2 separate regions of the Homo sapiens genome follow, and region 2 is linked to region 1. A link is an interaction called in ENCODE POLR2A ChIA-PET data of the cell type or tissue named here. Cell type or tissue: Panc1. All regions are shown on one strand. Links, peaks and the distances in the headings refer to the core of each region. The heading gives the core; the rest is flanking DNA.

Region 1 (12,994 bases), core at 3,403-11,402:
AAACAAGAGCCACAGCTTCCCTCCCCACTGCCCCACTCCCAGCATCCAAGGCCTCATTCATTTCAAAAGAAGCCAAGATTTCCAAACTTGTTCCCAGACTTGTCGCTTACCTTGTCACTGGCAGGGCTTCTCTCTGAGAGATGTGTCAGGGTCCTATCTCCCAGGGAGCCTGCAGCTAAGTCTGGTCAAGAGAAGAGAGGCTGGATCTTCCCATTAGACAATCAGAATCATGGTGCTGTTTCTGCCTTGCTGGCTTTCTGTGTGCTGCTTCTGGTCTAACATGTAGCCCAAACAGATAGGCACAGGAGACAGCTCATCTGGGACATACACTCAGCCCAGGAATGATGACTACAATGCCAGCAGGTCCATTCATTCAGACCTCCCTCCTGAACAAAAGCTTCTGTGATTCAGGACTTTGTAAAGATGACAAAAGGATCGTTTGAAAGACCTAAATCCCCCTATGACATTAACCATGTAATATGGTTTGTGAATTATACATACATATAGATAAACATGCATGCATGCATAAACATACATATACATACACATGCATGCATATATGTGTATATACATGTATATGCATTTGTATGCATGTACATATAGGTCTATGTATATACATGTACATACACATATATACAGATATGTGTGTATATATAGGCATATATACACATATGTGTGTGTGTGTGTATACATGTATACACATATACAGTGACTTTGAATAAAGTACAGTCATGGCCTAGGGGCCTGAGGTTAACTGCCAATCCTCCTCACCAGAATGAAACTGGCTACAGGTAGAGTTTCTGTGACGGCCTTTTATGGTCTACCTCTGCCTGATCTGACTGTGCATCTGCTCCCCCACTTCTCTATCTTGATGATCTATATCCCACACAGACCCACACTTCCTTTACAGGTCCCATTTACCAACTGATAAATATGGAGAATTATCAGTAATAGATCTGATCTATATCTGTGCAGGCTATAGATCATCACTTTTGCCACAATTAAAAATAAAAATAAAAAAGGAGACCATCTCCTTTTTTATTTTTATTTTTAATTGTGGCAAAAAAACACACGCACAATGGAAAATTTACTATCTTAACCATTCTTAAGTGTACAGTTCAGTAGTGTTAAGTATGTTCACACTGTTGTTCTCCATCTCCCCTTTAGCACTTACCTAAAAGCCTTGAAGCAACACAGTCTTCATTTGTTATGGTTAGATTGCTTCCAGAAATTTGACTCCTCTTTGCTCCTGCACAGATCTGTGTAGAGCTGAAGTGCAGGAGGTTCATACTTGACCTCAAATGCACTCTGCTAATGGCTATTATAAATTATCTTCACATTTTGCTGACTCCATGGATAAAAGCAGGTCAGCTTCCTGCAGCCAAGAGTCTTGGGCCAGGCAGTGGCATGGGCTCCCTTCCAGGGAATCGGTCTCAAAAAGGAGTGGATCTACTTGTGTTCACAACACAAGAGTTGGACTGTTTGCGTCAGATGGGGACACCAGACGACTGTGCCTTTAAGGGTGGTAGGCACCCACCTGTGTGGCCCCAGCTTTGCCCTTTGGAGGAGGCACTTGAAAGAAGCAAGTTATGTAATGTCAGGTTCCTCATCTGAAAAATGGGAATAATATCCACCTTATAGATTATTTCAAAGCTTGAAAAAGATGATGTTCATGAACTGTTTGTTTTCAAGTAGTAAATAGTTTAAAATAGTCACATGGTAAGTGCTTTTTCCCCCAAGTTTAATTTTTCAAATTCATTTCTATCTTGCAGTATACTATACTTCATAATATGTCCACTCTTTGAACTTCTATTTAATTGACAAATGAAAGTGTATATATTTGTGCAACATGCACAACATGATGTTTGATAATGACTACATTGTGGAATGACTAAAAATTAACATAACCATTATCTCACATACAAAGAGACTTCACAAAGTTTATGAAAAATGTGTCTTATGAGAAAACTATGCATGGATTTAAAATTTTTTCTGCACCAACATAAACTCATACTAACTTGTTATAATATGTTGAACAGAATCTAGTTTGAGGCACTAAGGAGGATAAGACATGAGTTTGAAAAGAGCCTCTATCAGACCAACATGAATTCTACTAAAATTGAAGAACAAACATCAGATTTATGGTGAAGCTTGGGTGGAAGAATGATAAAATCACTGATGCTTTACAAAAGTTTATAGGGACAAAGCCCCAAAGAAATCAGCAGTTTGCAAACAGATACCTCATTTTAAGAAAGGATGAGACAATGTTGAAGATGAAGCCTGCAGTGACCGACCATCCACATCAACTTGTGAGGAAAAAAATCATCCCATTTGTGCCCTAATTGAAGAGGACTGACAATTACCAGCACAAAAAAATAACTAACACCATAGACATCTCAATTGGTTCTGCTTACACAATTCTGGCTGAAAAATTAAAGTTGAGCAAACTTTCCGCTCAATAGATGCCAAAACCATTGCACCCAGATCAGCTACAGACAAGAGCAGAGCTTTCCATTGAAAGTTTAAATAAGTAGGATCAAGGCCCTGAAGCATTTCTTTGAAGAATCGTAACGGGAGATGAGGGGGTGGCTTTACCAGTATGATCCTAAAGACAAAGCACAATCAAAGCAATGGCTACCAAGGGGTGGCAGTGGTCTACTCACAGCAAAAGTGGACAGGTCAAAAGCAAAGGTCGTGGCAACAATTTTTTGGGCTGCTCAGGGCATTTTGCTTGTTGACATTCTGGAGGGCCAAAGAATGATAACATCTGCTAAGTATGAAAGTGTTTTGAGAAAGTTAGTCAAAACTTTAGTAGAAAAATGTCCGGGAAATCTTCACCATAGAGTCCTTCTCCACCACGACAATGCTCCTACTCATTCCTCTCATCAAACAAGGGCAATTTTGACAGTGTTTTGGTGGGAAATCATTAAGCATCCTGATTTGGCTCTTTCTGACTTCTTGTTTGTTTCCTACTCTTAAAAAGTCTTTAAAAGGCACCCATTTTCTTCAGCTAATAATGTAAAAAAGACTGAATTGACATGGCTAAGTTCCCAGGACCCCTCGGTTCTTCAGAAATGGACTAAATCGTGCTGTCATCAATTACAACAGGGTCTTGATCTTGATGGAGCTTATAGTGAGAAATCAAGTTTATATTTTGTATTTTAATTTTTTAGTTCCATTTTTCCATGAACTTTTTGAAGTCTCATACTTATCATTTTTTTCTCGTGAGAACATTTAAAATCTACTCTTAGCAATTTTCAAGTATATGATACATCATCATTAACTACAGTCACATGGTTGTTCAATAGATCTATTGAATTTGTTCTCTCTGTCTAATCTTATTCCTTTGAGCAACATCTCCCAATCTCCCTACCCCCATGGTAAGTGCTTAATAAGTAGATAAATAATATTTCTTGTTATTATTGGACCCCAAATTTTCCCAATCCCTGCAAGCCTGCAAGCATGAGTGAAGATTCTTTAACAATAAGAGATCTAATTTCACCAACTAATGTTCTCCTTTAATAACTTAGGCTTTCACTTTTGTGGAATGTGTCTCACAGGAGTTCTCTTTGCCCATGAGCAAATCTCTCTCTGGGGCATCTACTGCCCCACAGGGTCCTAGTTTCAGATACTGCTCTTTGCACTCAGCACCACCAGAGATGTGTGGAACCTTCTCGGTGTCATGTAGGCTCTCTCCCTGTGTGTCACACCCAGAAAAAGTATCCTAAAGAACTGTGGATGGTACATCGATGTTTTGCATTATTTGTAAAATGGCTTGAGTTTTTACTTAGAACTCCCTGTTTAGCACAAGACAGGCTTGAGTGAGTCTTTTGAGACTGGATCAAGAGAGATTTCTAAGGGATAGAAAACAATCTGTATTAGTATTTCCTACCCCCTACTCCCCTGGGTTGAGTGCCCTCAGCAACCATACACAAAGACTTATGGGAAACCTGACCCTTCAGGTCACCAGCCATGGTGGCCAAATCTGTCCCAGATCAAGGGACACAACCTATACTAAGCAGAGATCTGGAATTGTTATTCTACTGGGCTTTGACATTCCAAACACAATCTCCCAAATACCTGCCCCGTATTAGTTATTTATTGCTGCTTAATTAATGATTCCACACTTTGTAGCTTTTGTTATGAGGTCAGGAACCTGGGAGTGGCTTAGCAGGATGTTTCTAGTTCAGGGCCTCTCCCAGGGTTGCCAGGGCTGCAGGCATCTGAAGCTCAATTGGCAGGAGGCTTTAGTTCTTTGCCACATGGGCCTCTCCATAGCTTATGACATGGCTTCTCCAGAGCAAATTATCCAAGACAGGGTGACTGAGACAGAAACTACAATCATTTATAACCTAACTTTGGAAGTCACATACCATCACTTTGCCATAGTCTACTGATCACACAGACTTACACTAGTACCAGGTGGGAGGGGACTACCCAAAAGTGTGAATACCAGGAGGTGGAGATCACTGGGAGCTGCATTGGTAGCTGCCACCACATGCCCTCTGCCCTCTCCAGCTCCAGCCTCTACAATCTTGCCTGAAAGGAGCCCATCTTTCTTCACAGTCAAAGAGGGGAGTTTAGAGGCCCTGAGGATAGAACTAAGCAATGGCAAAGTAGCACTGGCACCCAAGGATATGTGTGTAAAAGACAAGAACCTGGAAAAGAAAGAGCAGAAAATAAGAGGACGGAAGTAAATCAAAGGGCACAGAGCTTTGAAGGAAAAAAAAAAAGAGAAAAAAGCAATACTGTAGGACAGTAAAACTGAAAATAGACAGAAGACCTCGATCCTCAGGGGGGTAGACTGACAGAGGTCAGTACTTTATAACAGCAGAGGTGCATTTCCCTCTTGTGCTACCTGTCCATGGTTGGGAGTTCACTCCGCATCTCACCTGGGAGCCCAGGCTGATAAAGCAGCCATCATTTGAATATCACCTGCATGTGGGTGGAAAGAGCACTCTGGAGGGTCTTGTACTGGCAATGAAATGCTCTGGCCCAGAAATGATTCACACCTCTTCCATTCACAACCCTTTGGCCACAAAGGGTCACCAAGGAGCCAAAAAGTGCAATCCTATCATGTTCCTGGAAGAGGGGAAAACGAAATATTTGGCAAAAGCACTCATGACTCCTCCAGGTCTAAGAGAAGAATAAACTTCTCAGAGAGAAAGGTAGGGAAGGGACTAGGGCTGGGTACTGGGGACTAGACTGGAGTCTCGCAAACGAGGCTTTTCCAGAGCTGTGCTCTAGAAGGTCCTCTGCCTGTGACCCTGCCCCCACCTTGGGCTCAGCTCATCCTTTGCTGCCTCACACAACAGGCCAAAGGAGCAAGCATCTCTTGGGGACTCTGTTTCAGGCCTGGGTCATTCCCTGACCCTCACCTTACACTGTTTTCCTCCCTCACCCAGCCCATTGATCCAGCGGGAGGATGCCCAGACACCAGGTCACAGGTTTCAAAGTAAGGCCCAAGTCATGGGATCCGTGGGGGCAGCCCTCAACTCACTTCCCAGAGATGGGTATACCTCTAGCCCTAATCTGACCACCTGACCGTGGTTCTTGGTAGATAGAGCTGGGCCAAGCTCCCATCAACCTGAGAGGTCCCTGGAGAAGTAAAGCCCTTTCTTGCCTAAACCCATTCTCTCTCTTTTGACCAGAAGCTCAACTCCTAAGAATCTCAAGTTTTCACCCATACTAGCTGGCCCAGCCTACCCAACCAGGCCAAATATCTCATCTCCCTAGCAGGCTTTTCAGAGAAAGATCTGGAGGTGGCTATAAGGCAACGCATGGTAGCGGCCTGGCTTGTCTCTCTGCAGACTCCATGTGACCTCACACTTTTGTTCATAGTCTCACATCCAACAACTGCTTAGGTTAGAGCTGATTTAGTTATCGGCCATTCTTAAGGACTCCATTGGCTCACTCACAGATTAGGAATATCCATGGTTCATCAGCAGGGCCAATGCCACCTGACCCCAACCTCTTACCCCCATCCCCTAAGCCATCCCTAAAAAGTATACAATGTAAGTGAAATCAGTGTGTTTTCCATACAAGACTTCTAGCTTCCCCTTCCACTGCAATGCCTCCTAACCCCTCCAACATAGAAATGCTGGAGCTGGCAGGGCGTGCTGGCTCACACCTATAATCCCAACATTTTCAGAGGCCAAGGCGGGTGAATCACCTGAGGTCAGGAGTTCGAGACCAGCCTGGCCAACATGGTGAAACCCCATCTCTACTAAAAATACAAAAATTAGCTGGGCATGGTGGCATGTGCCTGTAATCCCAGCTACTCAGGAGGCTGAAACAGGAGAATCACTTGAACCCAGGAAGCAGAGGTTGCAGTGAGCAGAGATCATGCCACTGCACTCCAGCCTGGGCAACAGAGCAAGACTCAGTCTCAAGAAAATAAAATAAAAATAAAAGAAATGCTGGAGCCAATAGCACCTCTCAGGTTCAGGCACTCAGAAATCAACTATTGGGGTGAGGTTGGGGGGATGTCCACAAAAACTTAGGACAAACTTTGACATTAAATTCATTCTCAGGGGACAATCTCATCCAGTTCTTGACTGAAAATAGTTACAATGGCTGTGCTGCTACAGGAGGCAGAGAAAAACCTCTCAAGGGGCAGCCAGGAACTCTTCATGGGGTAGGTCATATTTTAACTTGGGCCTCGACAGTTGGGAAGATTCTCAGTCAAGGATGCTGAGGAGGTTACTCTGAGTGCAGAGAGAACAGCATATACAAAGGCAAAGAGATGAAAATTTAGCTGACTAATATAGTATGTGTAACAGAGTAGTGGAGATAAGACTGGAAAGACAGCTCATAAACTGACCCCAACCTCAAGAGAGCCTTGAATATCAGTGAAGAGGTTACACTGATTCTCAAGAGAGATACAGAACAATCAGGATAAAGAATAATCTTAACCAATTAGTCCATTTTCATACTGCTATGAAGAAGTACCTGAGACTGGGTAATTTAAAAGAAAAAGAGATTTAATGGACTCACAGTTCCACATGGCAGGGAAGGCCCCTCACAATCACGGCAGAAGGTGAAGGAGGAACAAAGTCACATCTTACATGGCGGCAGGCAAGAGAGCGTGTGCAGGGGAACTGCTCTTCATAAAACCATCAGATCTCATGAGACTTATTCACTATCACGAGAATAGCACAGAAAAAACCTGCCCCCATGATTCAAGTACCTCCCACCAGGTTCCTCCCACGACACGTGGGGATTATGGAAACTACAATTCAAGATGAGATTTGGGTGGGGACACAGCAAAACCATATCAACTAACATCTATAGAATATTTACTAGGTTGAGCATTAGGCCAAGTGCTTTATATGCATTGTTATCTCACACCAGCTTAACAAGTATATCTATTATTTTTCTGTTTTAAAGACGAGAAAACTTGGCTCAGAGATGCTGAGTTACTTGCCTAAAATCACAGAGCTAGTAAGTGGCATGCACAGAATTCAAACCCAAATCTGCCTGATTCTAGAACCACTAGATGATATTAAATGGTGATGAACAGCATACTTACAAAAGTCCCTCTCCATGGCCGTGGCCTTAGATGGCATCAGGGGGATGGCAAGGAAGGTGTCAGCCTAAAGCCAGACAATTCCAAGCATAGCTCAAGAGTCACTATCGGGTGTCATTCACAGTTGACAGCTGAACAGAAAGGCTGGACATACATGTTGTCTCAGTTAGCAGGGAAGGACAGGAAAGAAGCATGCTGAGCAAAGGTCCATACTGAATATGATCCCTTCCCTACTCCGGACTTTGCAGAGCTGCCCTGCCCAGCGGCACCAGGCCTTCTCAGAGTTGTCCTTTGGCAGCAATGTAATTCATGTTCCCCACTGAGGGCAGAGTCCAGGCTTTGGGTCTATTCTGGCACCCCTTTTCTTCAGAGGCAGCCAAAACAACCCATTGCCTCATTGCAGCACCCCCTTCAAACCAGTCACTTTGGAGAACTTCCAAGGGCTTCGAGACATCTGTTGAACAGAGTTCAACTGGATCTGTTGAACAGAGTTCCATTCTCAATGCCTCTGCCTGCGGAAAGCCACGACAAGGACAGATGTTGTGGCTAGAGGGCAGCAGAGAGCTAGAGGCAGAAGCGCAAGGAGGAGCTAAAGATCACAGCTGGGAGAGCTCTTGGAGGAAGTGGGGGGATGGGGGGCACATGGAGAACCTCCATCTGCCAAGGAAATCCCCTCCCTTGAGTTCACACAGAGGCCAGTTCAGGTTGAGCCATAGATGTTAGGGGATCACATTGGGAAGCCAGACCGGAGGAGAAGCAGAGAGATGCCAGAGACAACACCACTAAGAGTCAAGAAGAGAGCTGGGAACATGCTGGAGGTCACCAGAGGTCCTGGAGCAGGTCTGAACACAGGCCAGCCTTGTTCTCCCCAGGCCAGGAGAGCAGAGAAGAATTTGGGCAAAAAAGCAAAGAAGAAAAGCTGCCCAGTTCATTTTATGAGGTTATCATAACCCTGATAACAAAACCTGTCAAGAACAGCACATACACACACACACACACACACACACACACACACACACACACACACACACACACACACAAAGACCAGTCTCACTTTTGAATGGGGACAGAAAAACATCTGGAAAAAAATTAGCAAATTTAATTAAAGCACATCAAAAAATCATCCATGATAGTCAAGGAGGGTTTAACAACGTAAGGATGGTTTGACATTAGGAAATGTATTAAAATTATACAGTTCATCCTTAAGAAAATAAATCACCCAAACCTATATTCTGAAAAGCACTTGATAAAGTTCCACATCCATTTCTGGTGGGTTTTTTTTAACTTTCAAATTTTTAGGGAGAGCAGAAAAATCCCTTAACATAATGAATGGTGGCAATATCTTACTTAAAATTGAAATACTACAGATTGTTTCATTAAAATCAGTAACCAAACAAAAAGATCAATGTTATTATTATTACTTAATATTGTTCTAGAAGTTAAGGTCAATGCAATAAATGAAGGAATAAAACAAAAACTAGATGTGGCAAGAAGACAAAATTATCATTTCTTATCAGTGCTATACCTTAGTTATAAAAGCTATATTTTAAAATTCCAAGACAACTTCCAGAAATAAAATAATAGTAAACAAGAACTTAAAAATCAATAATAAAAGTAATGTGAATAAAACAATAGGCAATATAAGCTGTTTACCACCTAGAATGTTATGGTCAAAAAGTTTGAAAACAATGTTGATAAGAGTTTGGGTAAACAGGCACCCTCAAACGTTGCTGATGGTATTTTGCATAGGGGGAAAAAAACGTTTCTTCTCTATACTCTCATAATGTTTCTGGCCACTAAATGTGTATGAGCTTTTCCCATACCAACCAATTCTCCAATTCTCTGTAGGCACCAACTGGGTATCCTATAATTTAACTCAATTCTGACACTAACTTTCCTGAGTTACGGCAGACCCCACAGGTTAAGGGCTCAGTGCCACAGGACTGCCCCCAACTTCAGACACCAAGTACAAGGAGTAGATCCCCAGGTTACCAAATTGAGGGCTGTCACAACCCCCTCCCCAAGTTTGATAATTTGCTACGATGACTCATAGAACTCATGGAAACACTTACGTTTACCAGTTTATTATATAATAAAGGATATGATAAGGATACAGATGGACAGCCAGAGGAAGAGGTACATAGGGCAAGGTCCGAAAGCAGAACAGGCATAGGAACTTCTGTCCCTGTGGAGTTGGGGTGCACCACCCTCCCATCACGCGGATGTGTTCACCCACCCAGAAGTTCTCCAAACCCTGTACTTCAGGGACTTTTATGGAGGCTTCATCATGTAGGCATGATTCATTATTAACTCAATCTCCAGAAGTTCCAAGCTTCTAATCATGGCTTGGTCTTCCTCGAGAACAGCCCCCATCTAAGAGCCCACCGAGAGTCATTTTATTAGAACAAAGATGCTCCTAGTACCCTTTCACTTCAGAAATTACAAGGGTTTTAGGAGCTCCATGTCAGGAACCAGGGTCAGAGACCAGTATATACATATATGTATTTCTTATTGTTTCACAGTATTATATATTGGTACAGCCTCTATGGAGAGCAATTTGGCAATATTTAAAAATTATAAATGCACTTGCCTTTTAGACTAGCAGTTCCTGTTTAGGAATTAATCTGACAGATATTCCTGTATCTATGTTAAAAATATATGTACAAAATTATTTTTTATTTATTGTTATGACGTAAGAAAATGGAAATGACCTAAATAAACATCAACAGAAAACTGTTCAATAAATTGCGGTATTCATTCATTGGTATACTATGCAGTTGTAAAAAAGAACGAGGAAGCTTTTTATATATTAAAATGGAATGAGCTCTAAGATATAAAGTTAAGTGAAAAAGCAACATACATAAGACCATGCATAGTTTGCTACCATTTGTATATATACATTTTAAAAACAGGAAAAATCATATTTACTAGTTTATGTATAAAATATCTATGGATGGATATACAAGAAACTAGTAACATTTATTAAATATGTATACCGTATTCTATAATTTGAGTTTAAAACTAAGTATATATATTACCTGTTATTAAATATATTTAATTTTAAGAAAGAACTGGGGAAAATGTTCACAAAAGTATGGGACATCCTTTGCTTTGCCAGATAAAAAATATATTTTAAAACTACTATTATTAAACACTATACAACTATAATACTGGCAGAAGTACTGACACAACATGTAAATTAGTTACTTAAAAGACAAAGGAAACATGAGAAATTAATGGAGAAATATCAAGTTATTCACTCACCAAATGATATTGTAAAAAATAACACTTTGGCAATAATTTATATTCTTACCCTAGCCCCATATACCAAAATTAATTTCAGATTATTTAAAATTTTAAATGTACAAAATAGAACTATATAAAAACTAGGTGAAATATATGTAAGTAGTTAACTGATCTTTAGATGTTGATGATTTTCTGTTTCAAATGTTAAGTCTACCTTCCATTCCTGGGATAAACCCCACTAGGTCATGATATATTTTCTTTTTCAAATATTATTGGTTTTAATTTGCCAAAGTATTACCATTGGTTTTAATCTGTTACCTCTATTCATGAGACATGTTGGTCTTCAGTTTTGTTTGTGGTACCAAGATAATGCTAATCTCCTAAAACAAGTTGGGCGATGTTTCTCCTCTATTTTTTAAGTGAGTTTGTATAGAATTGGTATTATTCCATTCTAATGTATACTAGAATTCACCCGTTAAACATAAAGTTGTTCATAATATTCCTTTGTTTTTTAAATATCTATAGGATCTATAATAATGTCCCCTCTTTCATTCTTTCATTCGTAATGCTGGCAATTTCTCTCTCTTCTCTTCTCTCTCTTTCTCTGTTAGCCTGGTGAGAGGTTTATTATTGCCTTTTTTTTTTTTTTTTTTCAAAGAACAGCTTTTGGTTTTATTTACTTTCTCTATTATTTTTCTGTGTTCTATTTCATTTATTTTCACTCTCATTTCCTTACATTCTTAATTGTTTCTACATCTACTTATTTTGTGTTCAATTGCTTTTTTTCTAGTTTTTGTTTTAAGGTGGAAGATTAGATCATTGATTTTTTTTTAGACCTTTTTTTCTCTAATAAAAACATTTAATGCTAAAATTTATTTGGAAGTACTGCTTTAGCTTCATACAACCAATTCTGTGGGGGGAGGGGGGCGGTTGTTGTTTTTTTACATTTTGTTTTGTTTTGTTTTGTTTTAGACAGAGTCTCTCTCTGTCGTCCAGGCTGGAGTCCAGTGGCATGATCTTGGCTCACTGCAACCTCCACCTCCTGGGTTCAAACAATTCTCATGCCTCAGCCTCCCTAGTAGCTGGGATTACAGGCACGGGCCACCACACCCAGCTAATTTTTGTATTTTTAGTAGAGACATGGTTTACTGTGTTGGGTGGTCTGGTCTCGAACTCCTGGCCTCAAGTGATCCACCCACCTTGGCCTCCCAAAGTGCTGAGATTACAGGCATGAGCCACTGCGCTCAGCCCATACCACCAATTCTAATTTGTTTTGTTTTCATTTTCCTTCACTCCAAAATATAATTTCCCTTCTTTGACCTATGAGTTGTTTAGAACAATGTCATTTCATTTCCAAATATTTGTGAATTTTCCAGTTATGTTTTTGTCGTTGATTTCTAATTTAATTTTATTTTTAAACAGAGAACCTACTCAGTGTAATTTCAGTTCTTTTCATTTTATTGAGATTTGTTTTATGGCCCAGAATGTGTTTTATCTTGTTCAATGTTCCACATGCACTTGAAAAGAATGTGTGTTCTGTTGTCACTGGGTGTTAACACTCTACCTATCAATTAGATCAGTGGGTAGATAATGTTCTAGCCTTCTTTATTCTTACTGATTATCTGTCTGTTTTACCAATTACTAAGAACGCAGTGTTCATATCTCCAACCATAATTGTGAATATTTCCATTTCTCCTTTCATTTTTGTTACTTTTTATTCATTTTTTTCTTTTTTCTTTATTTTTGTCTAATTGCAATTCATATATTTGGAAGCGCTGTTACTGGGTATATATATATATACTTAAAATCTTCTGATTAATTGATCTTTTCATCATTAGAAAATGTCCCTCATTATCCTTGGTAATATTTCTTGCCCTGAAGTCTACTTTGTTTAATATTAATATAGCCACTGCACTTTTTTGATAAGTGTTTGTGATGTCTTATCTTTTTCTATCCTTTTTTTTAATTATAAATAAATGAGACAGGGTCTCACTCTGTCACCCAGGCTGGAGTGCAGTGGTGTGATCATTGCTCACTGAAGCCTCAACCTCCTAGGCTCAGGTGATCCTCCCACCTCAGCCTCCTCACTCTCTGGGACTACAGGTGTGTGCCACCATGTCCAGCTAATTTTTTGTATTTTTTGTAGATATGTGGTTTTGCCATGTTGCCCAGGCTGGTCTCAAACTCCTGGGCTCAAGTGATCTTCTCACTTCAGCCTCC
Region 2 (12,994 bases), core at 1,765-9,764, 320 kb after region 1:
TTTTCCAAAACAAAAAAATACAGAAAAGAGTGATACTGTGTTACATTTTTGTAAATGTCTTTGATATTTGGCTTCATAGAAGCAGCTGGATTCTCATACCTGCTTTTGCATTCAAGCTCTTGTGATTTGATTTTTTTGGTTGAAGTATATGAAGAAAATCAAATCTCAAAAATATGTCATTGGAAGAGGAAGGAGTATTTAGTAGCTTTTTCAGATAATTACGGATACTTTTCTTTATATACTGCTCCAATATCCAATGAATAGTAGTTTCTTAAAGGTTAGTTACAGTGTGGAATTTGTAACCACATCTGTGAACTTTTCTTATGGTTACATTAAAATCTGTTGGTCTACTGGGCACTTTGAATGGATCTTTCACATGCATGATTTTATAATATCATGCACTGGTCATTTGACAAATATGGGTTTAGTGAGTTATATACAGCTTCCAAATATTGACACATGTCACTATATAATACTTAAAATATAAATTAACTAATAGTATGATAATATTTGTCATAGAAGTCTTAAAATATTACAAAACTCTCAGGTGCTTGAAAGCTCATATTTTATCATTGATAACAAATTGTCTTAGATCTTTATCTTGAAGTGACAGGCCCAGTTGATTTATGTTGAGAAAATGTCTGCCAAATACATGTCTGCCAAAATATGTTTGGCATATATAATGCCAGTTATAATGAAATTAAAATGTTTATTGCCTCATCAAGGGCCTTTTCAATTAAAACTGACTTTTTTATTGCAAATGTGCAGCTATAAAGAATACAGCAATTACTAGTATAGTTTGGTGCCACTGCTTTGATTCCTATTAAGACACAAGCAGTTTTACTCACAGTAAAGAAACAACCAATATCTTAGGTTTATTATGAAAATAATTTTGACATTGGGGACTCTTTTGATAGCTGCTATTCTAGAATAAAAAGGCTTATTGCAGTCACAAATAAGCCTGAGATATAGGGTTATGGAATTTAGTATAGATGGGTTGTTGAGAGAAAAATATGTGGATATCAAGGGCCAGTTTTTCATATCTGCAGCTTCCTGAGGGCTGACTGTGGGACTTGATTATCTGCAGATTTTGATATTAGTGAGGGGACCTGGAACCAATCCTCCACAGATACCAAGGGACACATAAAGATAATGATGTCGGCTTTTCTTTACCAGATTAGTATTAATAGATAAAAAGTTCTAGGGAAATATAGAGGAGGATAGGTTATTATTGTTGTTGTTATTCATAATAAAGATGGTTTTGGAGTATAGTAGAGGAACAGCGTGGCCTGATTCTTTGGTTTGGAGAGGGCGAGAGAAGCTAGGAAGTTTCAAAGAAGACTTCATAGAATAAATGATTCTTAAGTTATCAATAATATTTTGAATAAATTGCTATTTTAAACTAAATATGTAATAGAAATGTTTTTACTGATTTGCTAATTAAGGTACAGTTAAGCCTTTCTCTAGAGAAACTGTGAACATGATTAACATCCCTCTCCAAATGTAGGAAATCATGTCGATCTTACTTTTCTGATATCTCTAGACTCATACAAGGTAGGCAATGAGACAGTGAAAGGAGGAGCTAGTTTTGGAAAACGTCTGTACAAAAGAGGAAAATGTCAAAGAGATGGGGATAGAAACATGGGTTGGATCAAAGGGGGTAATGGTCATAATACCTAACATTTACGTCCACTGGATTATATGCCAGGGGCTTCTCTGAGCACTTTGCATGTGTATATAAGATCAGTTGAAGGTATTTGTGTAGTCTACTTCGGGCTCTCTATTCTGTTTTGTTGATCTCTTTGCCTATTCTTTTGCCAGTATCACACTGTCTTGTCTACTATAGCTTCCTGGTAGGTCTCAAAGTTTGGTAGTGTCAGTCCTCCAGCTGTTTTTCTCCAATATTGTATTGGCTATCCTGGATCTTTTGCCTCTCTTTATAAACTTTAGGATCATTTTGTTAATATCCATAAAATAACTTGCTGGGATTTTTGTTGGAATTATGTTGAATCCTTGGGTCAAAGTGGGACAAACTGACATTTTGTCAGTATTGAGTCTTCCTATCCATGAACATAGAATCTCTCTTCATTTATTTAGTTCTTTGATTTCTTTCATCAGAGTGTTATAGTTTTCCTTATATAGATCTTTTGCGTATCTTGTTAGATTTATACCTAATTATTTGGTTTAGTGGAGTGCTAATGTAAATGGTATTATATTTTTGCCTCAAATTCCACTTACTTCTGACATAAAGGAAAAGTGGTTGATTTTTGTATATTAACTTTGTATCTTAGAACTTGTTTTTAATTGCTTATTAGTTCCAGGGATGGGTTTTTTTTTTTTTTTTGTCCTTTCAGATTATCTGTTTACACAATCATGTCATCTGTGAACAAAAGCAGTTTTGTTTCTTTCCTCCCAATATATATACTTTTTATTTTTTTCATTTTATTGCGTTAACTAGGACTTGTAGGATAATATTGAGAAGCAGTGGTGAAAGGGGCATCCTTACTTTATTCCCCTGATCATTCTTGGAAAGCTTTGAGTTTTTCAGCATTAAGTATGGTACTAGCCATAGGAGTTTTTTTTTTTTAAAAGATATTCTTTATCAAGTTGAGGAAGTTTCCCTCTACTTCTAGTGTACTGAGGCTGTTTATCATCAATAGGTATTGGATTTTGTCAAATGCATTTTCTGCATCTATTGGTATGATCACATGATTATTATTCTTTAGCCTGTTGATACGATATAATGCTTTAATTGATTTTTGAATGGTTAACCAGCCTTGCATGCCTGGGATGAATTCCACTTGGTCATGATATTATTTTTATTCATTGTTGAATTCAACTTGCTAATATTTTTGCTTTTATGTTTATGAGCAATATTGGTCAATAATTTTTATTTCTGTAAATGTCTTTATCTGGTTTTGGTATTAGTATAGTGCTGGCCTCATAGAATGAAGAAGGTATTCCCTTTGCTTCTGTTTTCTGAAAGAGGTTGCAGATAATTGGTATACAGTTGTCCTTTGGAATCTGCAGGGGATTGGTTCCAAGAATCCCCCACACATACCAAAATCCGAGGATGTTCAAATGTTTTATGTTAAATGGTGTGGTATGTGCATATAACCCATGCATATCCTCCTGTATATTGTAAATCATCTCTAGATTACTTATACCTAAGACAATGTAAATGTTATGTAAATAGCTACTATCCTGGATTTTTATATATGCTATTTTTATAGTTGTATTGTTATTTTTCTTTTTTTTTCAAATATTTTTGATCCGTGGTTGGTTGAATCCACAGATGTAGAACCCACAGATACAGAGGGCTGACTGTAACTTCTTCCTTAAATGTTTAAAAGAATCCACCAGTCAATCCATCTGGGCCTGGTGCTTTCTGTTTTGGAAAGTTATTAATTATTGATTCAGTTTCTTTAACAATATAGGACTATGCTGATTGTCCATTTCTTGTGTGAGTTTTGGTAGATTGTGTCTTTCAAGAAATTGGTACATTTCTCTACATTGTCAAAGCTGTGGGCATAGACTTGTGCATAATATTCATTGATTATCCTTTAAAAGTTCATGGGAACTTTTGTGTGGAGGAAAAGTTAAATATTAAATTTGAACTCAATTGAACGTGGACACAAACAATGGTCACCAAGTCCTGGCACAGGTTGTGTGAGCCCCTTCAGGCGTTCGTCCAGCACTGTTTCAGAGAAATCTCTATTTCAATCTATTCCTATACCTTGGTTTTTGAAAAGCAATAGGCCGGGTGCAGTGGCTCATGCCTGTAATCCCACCACTTTGGGAGGCCAAGGCGGGTGGATCACTTGAAGTCAGGAGTTCAAGACCAGCCTGGCCAACATTGCAAAACCCCATCGCTACTAAAATACATGAATTACCTGGGCATGATGGCGGGCACCTGTAATCCCAGCTACTCAGGAGGCTGAAGCAGGAGAATCACTTGAACCCAGGAGGCGGAGGTTGCAGTGAGCCAAGATCGTGCCACTGCACTCCAGCCTGGGCGACAGAGCAGGACTCATCTCAAAAAAAAAAAAAAAGAAAAGCAATAGATAGTCACAAAAACAAGTTGACCTTTTTGTGTTCCTTGAGTCCAGTCACGAAGGGCCTTCATGACTGGACCTCCTGCCAAACAACTCGTTACAAAAACAGCTAGGGTCCCACACTGTGCTGAAGCTTCATGAGACCTCTCTTTGTCTGTGCACAGACAAGTGGCTGACTATAGAGCCCAGGCTGTTGCTTCCCAGTCTAGTGGTTGTTAGAAACAAGTGCTTGGTGCTGCAAAGTGAAACCAGCACTCAGGCAAAAAGCGTTCTCAGCAAGGCAATTTACTTCTGCAGAAGGGTGCTCCCTGCATCAGCCACGATCACAAGAGCACACTGAACAAATAGGGTAGATGCACAATTCGCAAGGGAGCGGGTAGAAGTGGTTCTTCTGCTATGGCACAAGACGTGTCTGGACATGTCTGGGCAAGTTAGGGCACAGCAAGAGCAGGAGGGCTGCTTGCAGGCTAAAAATGAGAAAGTACAAGAAGGTGGGGCCTTTGAACCAAGGACATTACACAATTAAACCCTTTGAAGAGGAATTCACCACCTCTGGCATGGTGAATCCTCCATAGTCTGGTGAGTGCAGTGTCCAACTCTGGAGCCCAGACTGTTGCTTCCCAGTCTGGTGGTGAATCCTCCATAGTCTGGTGAGTGTAGAGACATTTATCTCTTTTCCCTTCTCCCCTTTGCGTTGCAATTTGCTTATTATATCATTTGCTTATTTTATTACTTTGCTTATTATATAATTTGCTTATTATATCTACATTGCCATTTACATGGGATAAAGCTTGTTTACCTTTAAAGGTATTGTGTGTGTGCCTTTTCTTCTCCTCTTGCGGGTCTCCCGCCCAGAACAATCTGTACTGATATCCCGTCTTTCATTTCATTTGTTAGTAATTTGTGCCTTTTTTTTTTTTTCTTAATTAGCCTGGCTAGAGGCTTATTGAGCTTTTCAAAGAAGCAGCCTTTTATTTTATTGATTTTTCTCTACTGATTTTCTGTTTTCAGTATCATTGATTTCAATTCTAACTTTTATTTTCTTTATTTGCTTACTCTGGATGTAATTTGCTCTTCTTTTCTAGTTTCCAAAGGTCAAAGCTTAGTTTACTGACTTTAGATCTTTCTTCTTTTCTAATATGTGCATTCAATGATAGAAATTTTTCTATAAGCACTGCTTTCATCACATCACACAAATTTTGATGTTTTATTTTCATTTTCAGTTAGCTCAAAATATTTTTTAAATTTCTCTTGAGATTTCATCTTTGACTCATGTTATTTAAAAAGTATTGTTTGGCTGGGTGCAGTAGCTTATGCCTATAATCCTGGCACTTTGGGAGACTGACACAGGAGAATTGCTTGAGCCCAGGAGTTCGAGACCAGCCTGGACAACATGGAAAGACCCTTTCTCTACAAAATAAAAAATATTAGCCAGATATACTGGTAGGCACCTGTAGTCCCAGCTACTCAGGAGGCTGAGATGGGAGAATCGCCTGAGCCCAGGGGGTTGGGGTTAAAGTGAGCTGTGATCATGCCACTGCACTGCAGCCTGGGTGATGAAACAAGACCCTATCTCAAAAAAAAAAGAAAGTGTTGTTTAACCTGCAAGTATTTCTGGATTTTCCAGCTATCTGCCTGTTATTGATTTCTAGTTTAATTCTGTCATGGTCTAACAGCAGACATTCTATGATTCCTCTTTTTTAAATTTGTTGAAGTATGTTTTATGGACAAGAATGTGGTCTGTCTTGCTGAACAAGATATCTCTTTTTTTGTAATGAATTGAAGACTCTCAGATTCATATGGAAATTTAAAAATAATTCTATTTTCCCTCAATGATACATATTTTGCCCTTGATTTCTAATGTATTCCATGATTTGTTCTCATAGTTGGGGGATGTCTTTAATTTTGATGCGGTATTCCTACATAGGCCTACCTGGGTCTCAGAAATGGCACCCAGAGTGGCAACTGTGGGAAATCGAGGCTATCTTCATGAAATATATATGCACATTGGTGAAAGTTTTCACCATTATGAATCTGTACATTAACTTTTTTTTAAATGTTGGCTTTAGACTCATACCACATCAGGTAGGAATTTGTTAAAATGGGCAAACATTTAAAATTTCTCAGAGATTAATAATTAACTTTTATTGTTTTTAAATGTTACATTTTTTTTTCTATTTCATTTAGTTTTGTCAGCCTGGCGGGTGGCAGCTGTCCAGAGAGAGGAAGCAGCCAACGTTCTTTGTGGTTGTCCTGACAGACATTGACTCAGATCGACATTACTGCTCATGCCTAACCTTCTATGAGGCAGAGATCAATCTTCAGGTACAAAAACCTTTACTAGCTAAAGTACAGTCGAAGGTACAACATTTAGGAATGTTTTTTATATGCCATATTTTTGTTACAACTGCAAGTTTGAGTTTTATGGGCTAGCATAAGAAGCATGAAGAAATTTTTATGTTTAAGGTTGGAGAGGAGAGCAACATGTTAAAATTACTTTCCAGATTTAATTGTCCTTTTTCAAAACATTGATCATAATCTGAATATTTCTAAAAATAGTGCATCCTTGAATTGGTTTATTAAGAATATTAATTTCTTCTCTTGGTGAACCTGTGATTTTCCCTGCCAGCCCTTCTCCTGGGAGGTCTTTCATAGAATGTGGAACATTTACTCACAATGTTTGCAAATCATTATTACAATGCTTGACATTATTGTTTAAGCACCCAAATGTTAACTCATTCTTCTTAGGGGTGGTATTATCAACATGATCAGGCAGAAATTCATAAGCTAGAACTATGAAGACATATAAAATAATTGCTCTTTCAGACTATTGGTTGAGGTTCTTAGTTTCACATTACTGGCTCTACTTTCTCTAAGCAGAAAGGAGTCATAACAAAGTATTTGGCAACTTGTGAAATTTTAGGGGTGAGGGACAAGCAGGGAACCAATTCTGGGTACTAGGAACAGCCCAGCTTGGTGCTATTCTCATAGAAACCATATTCCTTCCACCTTTTACCACTTGGCACTTACAATGCTGGGTATATATCAGACATTATAACCTTCACCATAGTTGTGCTAGAATATCCATTCTCCTGCAGATATTCACACTGCTGACTTCTGCTTTAGTCTCATACTGCTGACTTCTGCTTTTAAGTTTTACATGAGTTGTTTCTTTGGTGGAAGTTAAGATTGTATACAGAGCCCATTTTGCCCCAAAAAGTGTAGGGTTTTTTTTGTTGGTGCTGGTGGTGGTGGTTTTTCTTTCCAGGCTCTATAATACAAGAAGGAAACCATAAAGGGGACTTCGAAGATATTGAGTAAGCCAGTTTGCATAATCTACTGTAGTTTCTGCTACGTATAGAGTATCATCACTTGGGGGAAAAGATTGGCCTGCTTTCTGAAATGGCTTAACAAAGGAGTATTTGGTAGTTTTGATTATGTTTATTAAACTCTAAGATCTGAATTTTCTGGATGCAGAAATCTGATTTTTGAGTACAAGAAGAGACAAATTACCTTTCATGATGCAGACTCATTATTCAAGTTCATTAGACTGATGTGTTAAAACTAACATGCTAGACTACTAATTTATAGGAAATGTGAAAAGTGCTGAAAATGCATATAGAACAAAACATGCATTATCAGCACATTGTCTTCCTGTCACCAGATCTTAGTAGAAAGCCATATCAAAGTCCGGAGTTTTGATTATGGAATCAAACCGATATTTGATGTTAAATACTTAAAGACTATCAGACTAACATAGCCTGTTGCTTCTATTTGAAGTTAGAGATTACTGTATGTTATCAATGGGGACAGAAAACTTTCAGTCTGTGACTTTAAGTCTCCTCTCCCCTGGATAATGTTTGGATATATGTTGCCAACAAATAGCTAATCAAATTCTCATTTTTATCAGTTCAATCTGAATAAGTTAGAGAGTGTTCTCTAGCCCAAGAACCACTCTGTCTCTTTTATTGGCCTTTCGTTTCTCTGTTGATCTTTAGCATTTAAGTTAATGCTGAGAATTCAGTATATTCTGTTATTTCCATATTCTTGAGGGTATCGCTTCACAACTCTTTGGAATTATCTAATGAAACTAACTATAATTATTTAGATTCTCCCTCTTCACTATTCACCCCTCTTCTTCTAGACAAACTGACAGAAAGGCAATATATTGACATTATATTAATGGCAGATGTTTATAAATAGGTTCTAGGAATTCTTGGGTATTTTTCAAACTTTTAATTTGGAAATAATTTTAAACTTACAGAAAAGTTGCAAGAATAATGCAAACATGTATATAGCCTTTACCCATATTCACCTGTTGTTAATATTTTGCCCCATCGTTTTATTTGAGGTCTTTCTTCCCTACCCTTCTTTCCTCTCTTTATCCCTTCTTCCCTCTTCCCCTCTCTCCTCTCCCCATCTCCCCCATACACACACACACCTAAATTCTTTAGTATATGCTTCAGAGGTACATGAACAGTACGTAAACAGTACAGTTATCAACCTCAGGAAATTTAACATCAATATAATAAAACCTACTATCCATATTCCAGTTTTGTCATTTGATCTAATAGTGTCCTTTATAGCACCCCCCCATCCCTTTTTTCTTCCAGTACAGGATCTAGTACATACTACATATATTGCATTTAGTTTTTATTTCTCTTTCGTCTCTTTTCATCTGGAATACTTGTGCTGCCTTTGTCTATAATGTTGACATTTTTAAATAATGTAACTTCTCACCCCCCATTTTTAATACAATGTTTCTTATTTTCTGTTTTCCAGTATCTCTCATTGTTAGTTTCAGGCTGTGTCAACAGTTGGAATATTACCTGTGTTCCTTCTAAGGGCATCCTTCTAAGAGTACACATCCGGAAGTCCACAATGCCTGTCTGTCCCTCACTGATGATGTTAATTTTGGTAACTTGGTCAGATGATTGTCAGATTTCTCCACTTCATAGTGGCGATTTTTATGTTTGCAATTAATAATCAGTCTACTAGAAGACACTCTAACACTATGCAAATATCCTACTGTTCATCAATCATGTTCCCCTAGATTTCAGCATTTACTAATGATTCTTGCCTATAGCAATTTTGATTCTGATAACAAAAAATGATTATTTTCTAACTCCATACTCCCTCTATTTTTAGCAGTCAGCAGTCGACCTTTTACTATAAGCAGGAACTCTCTCTTCCTGTCTGTTTGAGCTACAGATACATGGATTCAGGTTTTTTTTTTGTCAATAATATGTAAATCATTAATGGTTTTTATTATTTTAATGCACAAATTATCCCATATTTGACCAGCGTGCACCACTCAGACAGATTCCTGTGTTCTTTTCACAGATCTCCTTTTAGAAAAAGTACTTTTTAACTTTTCATCATAACAAGTTGATCTAGGATCATTTTATTCCTTCCCTGCCTCTGCCTTGAAATCAGCCATTTCTTCAAGGAGTCTGACTCCTTTGAATAGGGAATAATATTAGAAGCTAAGATCTGGGTTCTTGTATAGTTTGAATCCATATGTCAAGAAGTTATTTCTCTTTTTAGCTTAGATATTTTCCTACTTGCCATTTTAAGTGGGCCCAGAAATCATAATTTATTTGTTACGATCACCTTACAAAAGGTTACAGTCTGCTTCATATCAGTTTTTCCAAGATTTTGAAAATGCGGATAGGTTGTGAGAATTCCGGATTCTATATAATTGTACTTAGGTACTAGCCAGAATTGTAAGACCACTTTTCTGGAAACATAAGTTAATGTCTTTTGGGCTTGGTGGAAAAGAGGGATAAACAATGAAGCAGAATTTGAAAAAAAAATAGAACCCAGAAGATGTTTCTTTCTTGTCATCAGTAAAGTTGTTTTCATTTTTGGCATGAACTGTTTATGTCCCTTTAAAAATGTGTTTTTCTTTTCTTTTTGGATCATATCATCAGTTCAAAATAGATCTTTTAATTCTTTTTTGGTGTGAATTACTTCATACCAAATATACTATGACACATTATTTGGAAGCCTAAAGAGGGGGAACTTAGGGACATACACCATCCAGAATGTGATTGTGCAACTTTAAAAATGTTAGCTCTGTTATCTTTCCAAGATACAGTAACACTGTCAGTAATCATAAGCAAAACTTGGCATTAAACTTTTGATAATATGTTCCCAAAATTACTCAACTAGGTAATGTGATCCTAAATTTTTTTAAGTAATCAGCAAAATATGATAGATTTACATTGACTTTTATTACTTATCTAAATAATCATTTGATTATCTTAAAATATGTTAAAAGTATAAAATTTTAAATATCTAAAATTTAAATTTAGTTCTATATCTTTTTAAAGTTATTTCATATGTTTATATACTTGTCTCTGAATCAGTGGTAATTATGCAGTTCTCAGTGAGAACATTTGGTGTGTCATCAAATTGTCATCAAAGAAAGAGAGAGGGAATGAATTTTGTAATTTCGAGAGATAAGAGGAGGAAAAAAGAGGGAGAGACATAGAAGACATAAGATACGTTTCTCCATCACAGTGGGCTTCAAATCTAGCTTGGGAAGCAGAACCAAAACTTAAGTACAAAACCATTCCAAAGTATCATATGCTAAGTATCATTCAGTGAAACAGATAATAATTGCAGACTAGGCAACTGGAATAAATCATACAGAGTTTAAAAGACTCAGTGGACATTTTAATAAGAGCTAACACCTAGAGTAAGGGAAAGAAAAAGGACAATTCAAACAAAAAGCTTGTGCAAAGGAAAAAAGATTGTAGTGCTTATGATAAATTAAAGTCTTATGTTCTGGGTACTGTGCTAAAAGTTTTACAACACTTTATTTCATTCTATTTTATTTAACTCACATATAGTTTATTCTCACAAAACACCATTTGATAGGTTTTAACATTTCCATTTTACAGATGAGGCTTACTTAGGGACATTCAGTACCAAGTTAAAGTGCTTGATTGATTCTGTCTCCAAGGACCAAATAATAACCACATATACTACAAAGCTGCAAAAATTGTATCAGTGTGCTATAGGTTCAAGAATTAAGTGTCAAGGGTAAAAACAATTATGGGAACAAAACCAATACTCCAGAAGCAGACCCTATTGTGTATAGGAGATCAGTGTCCAACAATAGAAGCTTTATAAATCAATGGAATGTGTGTATTTCAACAAATATTATTTAAACAGTTGATGAGCTATTTGAGAAAAGAAAAAAATTTAAACATAGTATCATATAATTAATTCCAAGCAGTTAAGTAATTACCTGGAAAATGGAGTAATAAAAAGGAATTTATAAATTCGTCTCTAGATGGTATAAAACAGTGGAGAAAACCACACACAAAACAGTGTATAGATTTAGCTGAAGTACTACAACCCAATCATTTTTGGTACTCCCCCACCCCCACCATCCCGCTCTTTATCATAGTAAACTATGCTCATTGTAGAAGACATAGAGAGAACATGCAGGAAAAAATTTGAGAGAACAGAAAAAGATGGTTTGACATATTTTCTTCCAATAATAAGGATTTTTTTTTTTTAACAAAAGTTGCTGTACACTAGTTGACCATATAGGTAGGTTTAATTAATCCCCTGATGGACATGTATTTCCTGTTTTGTCAATATTATGAATAACTGTGATGAATATCTCATTGGAAAAACCTTAGTTCCTTCAAGAAGGGTTTAGTCCCAGGTAATCCAACTCTTTGAACTAAAAATTCGAAATAGCAGTATTTGGGAATTGGGCTTGCTGATATTGTAATCAACTTTACACTTGGTAGCATTCTAGAGACTAATTCTTAGGTCTTATTCAACAAGACTAGACTTTGTTAGAGTCTGGTGAAAACTAGCATGCGTAACATAATTCACACAGAGAAAAAATTGGGAGACTTGTGTATTCTGAGTTTATTCTATAGTTTGATAATTTACAACTTTGCAAGTATCCACATGGGATTCTCCTTAGAGTATCGATGCTGAAGATTATGTCTTTTACCAAAGAATCTGTCTTCTCCTCCCCTTTTGAAAATGAGAATTGGCAAATGGACAGAATGCTGAATCTTAACAGTCCCCTTGATGTCCCTCACAGATGTATTTTGTAGGGAAAAACTGTCACTGGATTAACTATGATTAATTGGTGCAACATGCTTAAAATGATATAAGACTTTAAAACAACAGGAGAAACTTTTGGGATTAAGTTTCCAGAATCCTTCAACATCAAATACCTTTTCTTAAATTTTGACAACTATTTCAGGCTAGGAAGGGCTGCAGTGAGAACTGTGTATTGTTACTATTTCATTTTAAAACAAAAATTACTACATTCAAATATAATTAAAGGAAAACAAACCTGAACATCTTTTCAAATTGACAGTTTGGCGTCTCAGATGTTATCTTTCCTAAACAGCTTATTTTAACTAATATGTTATTTCTTATAAAGGTTACATATAAGAGTATAGGATACTGGAAAGAGAAGTAGCTTAAGAGAAGACTTGGCTTGTTAATCCCACTTATGCCTTTAATGATCTGTATGACCTTGGCAAGTCATTTCATCCCTCTGGGCATGTGATTACTGATTTATAAAATGAAGTAGGTAGCATAGATTTTAAATATCTTCCACTACTGTATTATTTTTCTTATTCTGTCATGTTAACTATATCTGATTTTAAAGATATATTTTAATATTGTTCATAGCAGATATACTTTAAATTATGTCCCGCAGAATACTATTGCAAGTCATCTTCTGAATAAAGTATACTTTTATTTTTTTTAAGTATACTTTAAGTTCTGGGGTACATGTGCAGAACATGCAGTTTTGTTACATAGGTATACATGTGCCATGGTGGTTTGCTGCACCCATCAACCTGTCATCTACATTAAATATTTCTCCTAATGCTATCGCTCCCCTAACCCCACTACCCACTGACAGGCCCCAGTGTGTGATGTTCCCCGCC

The links. ChIA-PET counts read pairs that join two places held together with the same protein. Peaks named below come from ENCODE experiments on the same cell type or tissue, not always from the same donor. Only the 100,000 strongest peaks of a DNase experiment are listed, where the experiment ranks them.
Region 2: POLR2A ChIA-PET joins it to region 1 with 10 read pairs; 2 of 35 experiments call an interaction of 5 or more read pairs at or near these places.

Annotation. Positions count from the first base shown.
Region 1 is chr11:10,361,925-10,374,918 of GRCh38, reverse strand. All of the region lies in intron 2 of CAND1.11 (a long non-coding RNA gene), which reads right to left. Among named protein-coding and RNA genes, the nearest start is that of CAND1.11, 60 kb to the right of the region's middle. RefSeq lists an enhancer at 7,858-8,357. In Panc1, for the core only: a CTCF peak has its summit at 8,082; a DNase peak (open chromatin) is centred at 8,128; H3K4me3 peaks cover 241 bases; H3K27ac peaks cover 2,583 bases.
Region 2 is chr11:10,036,230-10,049,223 of GRCh38, reverse strand. SBF2 (SET binding factor 2) reads left to right here. Exons shown (of 40, transcript NM_030962.4): 3 at 6,243-6,380. Among named protein-coding and RNA genes, the nearest start is that of SBF2, 250 kb to the left of the region's middle. RefSeq lists an enhancer at 3,857-5,056. In Panc1, for the core only: no CTCF peak of the experiment used is centred there; no DNase peak of the experiment used is centred there; H3K27ac peaks cover 4,691 bases.